Regions from separate parts of the Homo sapiens genome. Here region 1 is linked to region 2. The links are chromatin contacts, found by Hi-C or POLR2A ChIA-PET in ENCODE. All regions are on one chromosome and are shown on one strand. Each heading gives the region's core, a stretch centred on a gene start or an enhancer-like site at or near the end of the contact. The rest is flanking DNA. Distances are from core to core; before and after follow the strand shown. Region 1 holds the start of TRMT1 (tRNA methyltransferase 1). Region 2 has its middle 7.9 kb from the start of DAND5.

Region 1 (4,204 bases), core at 1,497-3,996, 140 kb before region 2:
GTAACGTCTGCTGGGCTGCCTCCCTGTAGATATATAAGGTGGGGGTGGGCAAGGGCCACCTTGTGATAAACAAGATGCCTAAGCTAGGTGTTCCAGACTGTCTCCAGCTGCCCACACAAACACCCACTGGCCAGTGCCTTTGAACAGTTGGCAGAGGCTTGCCCAAGGGGTAGGGTCAGGACTCTAGAGGCTTCAGGGATGAGGTGTGAGAAAGACGGAACCCCTTAACACTTGAGTTGGGGGCGGTGGGGGGCGCATCTTAGTATATACCTTCTGGTCACACCAGCTTTTCCTGACCTGCCCCCACATCCCCCCTAGCCTAGCCCAAAAGGCTCTGCTCTCTCGACTCCCAAAACTCCTACAGCAGTCCCTCACCTTACCTGATCGCCCCCACATCTAGCCTCCCCCTCCCCACATCTGAGTCCTGACCTCATGTGACCCCCGGAAAACATCTCTGGGATCTCCTATCCGCCCCCACACGAAGTAACTCCGCCCACACCCGCCGTGCCCCACTTCCTGGGCTTCTCCTCAGCCGCCCCCAGGCCTGTAACTTGACCCACCCACCTCCTCCAGCGCCCAGGCGGTACCTGCAGGCCCGGCCCCTCCCCGCCCCCCTCCGGCCGCGCCGCTCTCCTCTCCTCCCCCACTCGGCCTGGCCGGAGCCCGACTCCTCCTCCCCCTCCCCCTCCCCCTCCGGCATCCACGAGAACCTCCTCACTTTTCCGCCTCGGACCCTCCAACTTCCCCGGATCCCCGGTACCTGCCCCGGCCCGACCTGGCCCCCTCCCTCGCTGGGAGACGGGGGAGCGGTCCAGGTACGATCCTGCCGCCCCCAAGCCCTGAAGCTCGGGCTGGACGCTCAAGGCCGCCCGCGGTAGCTGGGCCTCCACACACTCGCCTGCCCGGGCACAGTGCAGGCTGCGGGCCCGGCTCCTCCTCGGTCCGAGAAAGCACCCAGGCCCTCCCCACTCAGCCCTCGGGCCGCCCCGGCTGGAGGAGGCCGGAACCGGGCCTGAGGCGGGCCGCCTCACCTGCGCCGTGGCCGCGCTCCGGGGGGTCCCGGCGGGCTCCGCAGCGGCGGCTGGGGCCGGGCCTGGGCCCGGGGCGCGCCCCGCTGCGCCGGGGCCTCGGCCTCCGCCTCCGCGGCCTCCGCGGCCTCCGCCTCAGCAGCAGCGGCAGCCGCGGCGGCCATTCATTGTGGGCCAGGCCGCCCCAGCCGAGCGCCGAGCGAGCGCAAGCCGCGCTGCCGCCGCAGCCAGGCCAGGGAGGAGCGGCCCCGGCCCCGCCCGCGCACCGCCCTCGGGCCCCGCCCTCCAGGCGAGGCCAGCCGAGCTCCGAGCGCGCCCCTTCTAACCGGCTCCGTCTCCTCTCTATGCCCCTGGGGGATCCTCGCCAGTACGTCGGCTCAGCTCGATGGTTCGAATCCTGGCCCCGCCACCTTCTAGTCCCGCGACCTTGGGCAAGTCGCTCTACCTTTCCGAACTTTAGTTTCCTGTAAAACAAAAACAATAATGACTGCTGTTTATTGTGGCAGGCACTGCGTTACATTCTTTATGGGAATTAGCTCGTTTAAACTACACAGTAACATTTTTTAGTGAGAACTGCTACAGACACACTATAGAAAATAAAGGCAGCTGGGCGCGGTGTCTCACGCCTGTAATCCCAGCACTTTGGGAGACCGAGGTGGGTGGATCGCCTGAGGTCAGGAGTTCGAAACCAGCCTGGCCAATATGGTGAAACTCTGTCTCTACTAAAAATACAAAAATTAGCCGGGCGTGATGGCATGCGCTTGTAATCCCAGCTACTCGGGAGACTGAGGCAGAAGAATCGCTTGCACCCGGGAGGCGGTGGTTGCAGTGAGCCGAGATCATGCCACTGCACTCCAGCCTGGGCGAGACTCCGTCTCAAAAAAAAAAAAAAAAGAAAGAAAGAAAGAAAAGGAGGCACAGAGAAATGAAGAAAGCTGGTCAAGATCATCACACAGCAAGGAAGTGATGGTAGGTGCCAGGATTTAAACACAGGCTCAAAAGCGACAATAAGACCTAAGACTTTTATGATGCTTACCGGATGCTAGGTTCTGTTAGCATTTTACCTGCACTAACTCGTTTACTTCTCACTACAACCCAGTAACAAATGGTAAAAAAAAGTTCTGCCCATTTTGCAAAAGCGGTAACTTAAGTTCAGAGTTAACAAGTCGCAGGGCGAGCTGAGACTGGAACCCAGGTAGCCGGGACCACTTCGCTGTCCTGCCTTCATACACTGGTTAGAACTTTACCGAGCGCTTACAATGTTAGAGTGGTTCTTTGCACACTTTCCAGGAATCTGTCATTTAATCTTTGCTCTATCTGAGAAACCACGATTCTCATTTAATAGGTAAGAAAAGTGAAGCCGCGGGAGTAACCTGCCCAGAGCATGTGATGGGACTGAGATTCAAACCCGGTAAATCCAACTCCAGAGCCTGAGTCATTCCTGCAGGGTGCTCTGAAATAATGTGTATATAGCACCCAGAACACAGAAGAGGACCAATAAGTGTTGGGTTTCTCCGCTTACCGCCCCTTTTCTGAGCCACAACTTCCTCATCTGTGAAATGGGACTAGGGACGTGTCCTCTCCCAGGGGATCCACTGTGATTAACACCCCCGGAACAGCACGATCAGCGCGCTTCCTTTATGGCTTTCATTTTGATCCCGGCCGCCCACCGTACGTTTCCTCATTGACTGGCCAACCACTATCATGTGATTCGCCCACCCACTGTGCCAACATGGCGGCGCCCAGGTCCTAATTCGGGAAACGTGCACCTTGACTAATTCGGTTTTCTGTGGCTACGAGAGCAGGTGAGGACGGGCTAGGCAGCGCGGGGAGGGATTCGGACTCGGGGCGGGCCTGCACGAGGGCATCGGCTCCACAGGGACCAGTCATCCCCAAAACGAGGGGATATCAGCTTACCGAGGCCGCAGGTTTTCCTAGTCCCTACCTCATAGATATGTAGGACATCCCCGGGCCCGGAATGCGGCTCTCTGACCCTCTCTGTGCCCTCCCCCGCCCCCCGAACCAGGCTTGGCGGGCGGAGGCGCCAGCGGATGTCTCATGCAAGGATCGTCTCTGTGGCTAAGCCTCACTTTCCGCTCCGCCCGGGTGCTCTCTAGAGCCCGGTTTTTCGAGTGGCAGTCTCCAGGGCTGCCGAATACAGCAGCGATGGAGAACGGCACCGGGCCCTACGGAGAAGAACGTCCACGTGAAGTCCAGGAGACGACAGTCACCGAGGGGGCTGCCAAAATCGCCTTTCCCAGTGCCAACGAGGTCTTTTATAACCCGGTGCAGGAATTCAATCGGGACCTGACGTGAGCAGGGGTCAGACGTTAGCCTGGCATCGGCTAGTGGGTCAGTGTGGATGGCGGGGGCGGGGTATGAGCTAGTCCTCTGTCTCCCACCAGATGTGCTGTGATCACCGAGTTTGCTCGCATTCAGCTTGGGGCCAAAGGAATCCAGAGTGAGTGGAGGTCCAGGCTTCTGGTGGGCGGGGGTCACACAAGTTTATCTCCCTGCCTGGGCTCTTCTGCCGCCCAAATCCAGAGGGGCTTCAGCCACATAGCAGGCCCTGGGTTCTGCTCCTTCAGCCTTTCCGCAGGGATTTCAGGGACGATATTTTGGAGATTAAGGGGAGGTTTCTCAGAGGGGACCTTGTTATTCTCTGACTTGTGCCTCTGGGTGGCTGCAGTCAAGGTTCCAGGAGAGAAGGACACGCAAAAAGTGGTCGTGGACTTGTCAGAGCAAGAGGAGGAAAAGGTTGAACTGAAAGAGAGTGAAAACCTGGCCTCAGGAGACCAACCTCGCACAGCGGCCGTGGGGGAGATCTGTGAGGTGGGGCCTGAGCATAGGAGCTGGCAGCCCTGGAATTTAGCGGGAGACAGAGGGCTCCTGGAGGGGGAGAGCTATAGGAGGTGGGTGGTGGGGGCTCCTTGGGGCCCAGAAGAGGATGGAGGTGGAGATGTGAGGGAGGTTTTCTGCTTACTCCAACAGGAAGGCCTGCATGTGCTGGAAGGCCTGGCAGCTTCAGGCCTACGTTCCATTCGATTTGCCCTAGAGGTGCCTGGGCTCAGATCTGTGGTTGCAAACGATGCCTCCACCCGGGCTGTGGATCTCATACGCCGGAATGTCCAGCTCAATGACGTGGCCCACCTGGTACAGCCGAGCCAAGCAGATGC
Region 2 (4,211 bases), core at 386-2,885:
TGCTCTGGTACCCAGCCTGGAGTGCAGTGGCACAATCATAGCTCACTGCAGCCTTGAACTCCTGGGCTCAAGTGATCCTCCCACCTCAGCCTCCTGAGTAGCTGAGACTACAGGTGCATGCCACCATGTTCCGCTAATTTTTTAAATTTTTTGTAGAGACAGGGTCTTGCTATGTTGCCCAGGCTGGTCTTGAACTCCTAGGCTCAAATGATCCTCCCACCTTGGCCTCCCAAAGTGCTGGGACACTGCTTCTTTTTTTTTTTTTTTTTGAGACAGAGTCTCGCTCTGTCACCCAGGCTGGAGTGCAATGGCGCATGATCTCAGCTCACTACAACCTCTGCCTCCCAGGTTCAAGCGATTCTCCCACCTCAGCCTCCCTAGTAGCTGGGATTATAGGCACACACCACCATGCCTGGCTAATTTTTGTATTTTTAGTAGAGACACTGTTACACCATGTTGGCCAGGCTGGTCTTGAACTCCTGACCTAGGTGATCTGCCCGCCTCAGCCTCCCAAAGTGCTGGGATTACAGGTCCTGCACCCAGCCAGGACACTGTTTCTGACACTCCAGGACACCGTCACCCAGTGACACTTCCCCTAGATGGTCCCAGTCATACCTATGGATACCTATAGATTCCTAGTGACACAATCATAGACGCAGACACATGAATATGACATGGACACGGACTCATACAAGGGCTCCTGGTGACATCTCCCAGTTATAGACACAACCGTGTAGGTGCACTGTCTCATGAGGACCTTATCAGACATGTGAATACAGTGAGTGGTGGCCACACACCATCCAACACACAGGTTCACATTTTTGTTGTCGTTGTTGTTGTTTTGTTACATAGATGAGGGCTTGAACGCCTGGCCTCACTTTTTTTTTTTTTTTTTTTTTTTTGAGACGGAGTCTTGCTCTTGTTGCCCAGGCTGGAGTGCAGTGGCACTATCTCAGCTCACTGCAACCTTCGCCTTCTGGGTTCAAGCAATTCTCATACCTCAGCCTCCCAAGTAGCTGGGATTACAGGCACGCGCCACCACGACAGGCTAATTTTTGTATTTTTAGTAGAGACGGGGTTTCACTATGTTGGTCAGGCTGGTCTCGAACTCCTGACTTCGTGATCCGCCCGCCCGGCCTTGGGCCTCACTTTCTTATGCGCCAGGACAACAGGCCTGAGCCACCGCGCCTCCCAGGCTCACACTTCTTAGCAATGCTGTCATATGTGGCCACTCCTGATGAATGGTGCACCCTCGCCTTCACACCTGGACACGTTTTCAGACACTCATTGTCACCCTCATGGACACACATGGCTTCAACCCTGGGTCTGACCTACTCACTGGGCAGGCACCTTGTCCCACGGTACTGTTCAGAACACTGTGGGGGTGCTCAGTCCAGTTCTCCACGTTTGAGTCAGTGGGGGCTGACAGATTTCAGGTCCCAGCAGAGACTGGGATGGAAGTGGGGGAAAGTGATGTCCAGCCCCTGGTCCTCCTGAAAGGGCTGAGTCCAACTGGGCCACAGTGGTCCCAGACTCCTCCTCCAGTCGGGCAGCTTGGACCAAATGTAGACCAAGGGTGTCCCCTGGTGGCCATAGGTGGTCTCTGCACCCATCCATGGAGGGACGACAGGCAGCCGCCCAGTTGCTGAACTTGGAGCTGTGGACAGAGAGGACACAGAGCACACAGGCCCAGAGACTGAAGTCCAGAAGCAGGAACGCAGATACAGAACTAAGAGCCGGTAATCCAGATCCCAGGACCCAGGATCAGCATCTAGAGTCCAATCATACCGGGCTGGGCACGGTGGCTCATGCCTGTAATCCCAGCACTTTGGGAGGCCAAGGCAGGCAGATCACTTGAGGTCAGGGGTTCGAGACCAGCCTGACCAACATGGCGAAACCCCGTCTCTACTAAAAATATAAAAATTAGCTGGGTGTGGTAGTGGGCACCTGTAATCCCAGCTACTCAGGAGGCTGAGGCAGGAGAATCGCTTGAACCTGGGAGGCGGAGCTTGCAGTGAGCTGAGATTGCGCCACTGCCCTCCAGCCTGGGCAACAGAGTGAGACTCCATCTCAAAAAAAAAAAAAAAAGATTCCAATCATACCAAGATCTATACTCCAGATCCACGAACTCAGCCAGGCGTGGTGGCTCACAGCTATAATCTCAGCATTTTGGGAGGCCAAGGCGTGAGGATCACTTGATGCCAGGAGTTTGGGACACGATAGGCAACATAGCAAGACTTTATCTCTACAAAAAACTTAAAAATTAGCTGGGTGTAGTGGCACATGTCTGAGGTTGCAGTGAACTATGATGGTGCCACTGAAACCATACTCCGGGATTCAGATTCCAAAAATCTAGATCCTATTGCTCAAAACTAGAATCCACCAGACCCAGAATCTAGCTCCAAGAATTTAGAATCCAAAGGCTACCTTACAAAATTGAGAGCTTTCTTTCTTTTTTTTTTTTTTTTTTGAGACAAGGTCTGGCTCTATCACCCAGGCTGGAAAGCAGTGGCACAACCTTGGCTCACTGCAACCTCTGCCTCCCAGGCTCAAGCCATTCTCCCACCTCAGCCTCCTGAGTAGCTGGGGTTCCAGGTACACACCACCATGCCCAGCTAATTTTTTTTTTTTTTTTTTTTGAGATGGAGTCTTGCTTTGTCGCCCAGCCTGGAGTGCAGTGTCGCCATCTTGGCTCACTGCAACCTCCGCCTCCTGGGTTCAAGCGATTCTCCTGTCTCAGCCTCCCAAGTAGCTGGGATTACAGGCACGCGCCACCACGCCTGGCTAATTTTTATATTTTTAGTAGAGACGGGGTTTCGCCATGTTGGCCAGGCTGGTCTTGAACACCTGATCTCAGGTCATCCACCCGCCTCAGCCTCCCAAAGTACTGAGATTACAGGCATGAGTCACCACGCCCGGCGCCCAGCTAATTTTTAATATATTTTTGTGGAGACATAGTTCTGCCATTTTGGCCAGGCTGGTTGCGAACTTGTGAGCTCAATGAATCCACCTGCCTTGGCCTCCCAAAGTGCTGGGATTACAGGCGTGAGACTCCTCACCCAGCCAAAATCCAGATTCTTAAGCCGTCCTCAGAGCCCTCCAGATCACAGCCACGTAGCAGGAGTTGGCGAAGATAGAAACAAAGGGATAGCTGAGGAGCTCAGCAGTACTGCACATGGCCTCTCCCAAAGCTGATACCCCTCCCAACCTACCCCTGTGCATTTACACACACACACACACACACACACACACCCCATCAGGTTGGGTGTGGTGGCTCACGCCTATAATCCCAGCACTTTGGAAGGCCAAACCAGAAGGATGGCTTGAGCCCAGGAGTTCGAGACCAGCCTGGGCAACACAGTGAGACCCTGTCTCTACAAAAAAATAAACAAAATTAGCTGGGCGTGGTGTCATGAGCCTGTAGCCCCAGCTACTCGGGAGGCTGAGGAGGGAGGATCACTTGAGCCCAGGAGTTTGAGGCTGCAGGGATCGGGCCATGATCACTCCAGCCTGGGTGACAGGGCGAGACCCTGACTCAAATAAGAATAATAATTAATACTACTAATAAAAGAAAAAGACACACCATCATCCAAAGAGACACCCTCCTCCATACGTTCTTGTCCCAGCATGCAGATGCACGAACATCTGTGCACCCACAAAATCTCAGAGCTCCGCCCCCAGCCAGCCCACCAAACTCCTAGACACACAGCCACCATGGAGACACACACAAACCTATGATTTCCAGCCCTGCACCCGGACACACTTTAAGAATTGTGGAGACTGGGATGGGTGTGCACACACACACACATACACACACAGACATAGTCCCCTAAGAAGCTCCACGCCTGGCAGCCACGCAGCCCCTGGGAAGGGTACCCCAGGGATGGGGTTCACCGTGCAACCCCGTGCCCACCCCAGCCGTCCCCCGCCTGGCCGGCTGGCGGGCTTTAATACAGATGCCAAACTCATAATTGTAACTGAGGGTGACAGGGTCACCTTGAGCCCCAGATGCTCGTGCGGTGACAGATGGCGTTGGCAAACCTGATTAGCGGCCCCCGTGCCAGCGCCTGTGGCACCTGCATCCCCTGCCCCTCCCCCGCTCCCCCAGCACTCATTACCCACCCATTACTGGGCCTGGGGGGGCGGGGCAGGGGCCGGCTGGCACTGCCCGGGAGGGGACAGGGACTCTGGGGGCTCCCCTGGCACCAAGG

What was found. Hi-C counts contacts between places; a loop is a spot of excess contacts on that map. ChIA-PET counts read pairs that join two places held with the same protein, here RNA polymerase II (POLR2A). Pooled maps may share reads with other maps.
Region 1: a loop to region 2 is called in a pooled map, with 2.3 times the contacts of the local background. The contact joins the promoter of TRMT1 here to the enhancer-like site in region 2. A Hi-C loop is called at or near these places in 1 of 168 maps with a recorded cell type or tissue (natural killer cell) and 12 of 50 pooled maps. POLR2A ChIA-PET finds 5 or more read pairs at or near these places in 17 of 52 experiments (A673, AG04450, B cell and 14 more).

Annotation. Positions count from the first base shown.
Region 1 is chr19:13,115,282-13,119,485 of GRCh38, reverse strand. TRMT1 (tRNA methyltransferase 1) reads left to right here and starts at 2,746. Exons shown (of 17, transcript NM_001136035.4): 1 at 2,746-2,833; 2 at 3,055-3,340; 3 at 3,434-3,489; 4 at 3,718-3,860; 5 at 4,020-4,204. The coding sequence starts at 3,087. NACC1 (nucleus accumbens associated 1) reads right to left here and starts at 1,222. Exons shown (of 6, transcript NM_052876.4): 1 at 1,032-1,222. RefSeq lists enhancers at 1-177, 1,453-1,602, 2,563-2,752 and silencers at 613-662, 1,213-1,412.
Region 2 is chr19:12,975,400-12,979,610 of GRCh38, reverse strand. No RefSeq gene overlaps it. Among named protein-coding and RNA genes, the nearest start is that of DAND5, 7.9 kb to the right of the region's middle. Within about 2 kb of position 1,635, at least 3 of the 41 ENCODE cell types and tissues checked have a DNase peak (open chromatin) inside an H3K27ac peak, as active enhancers do.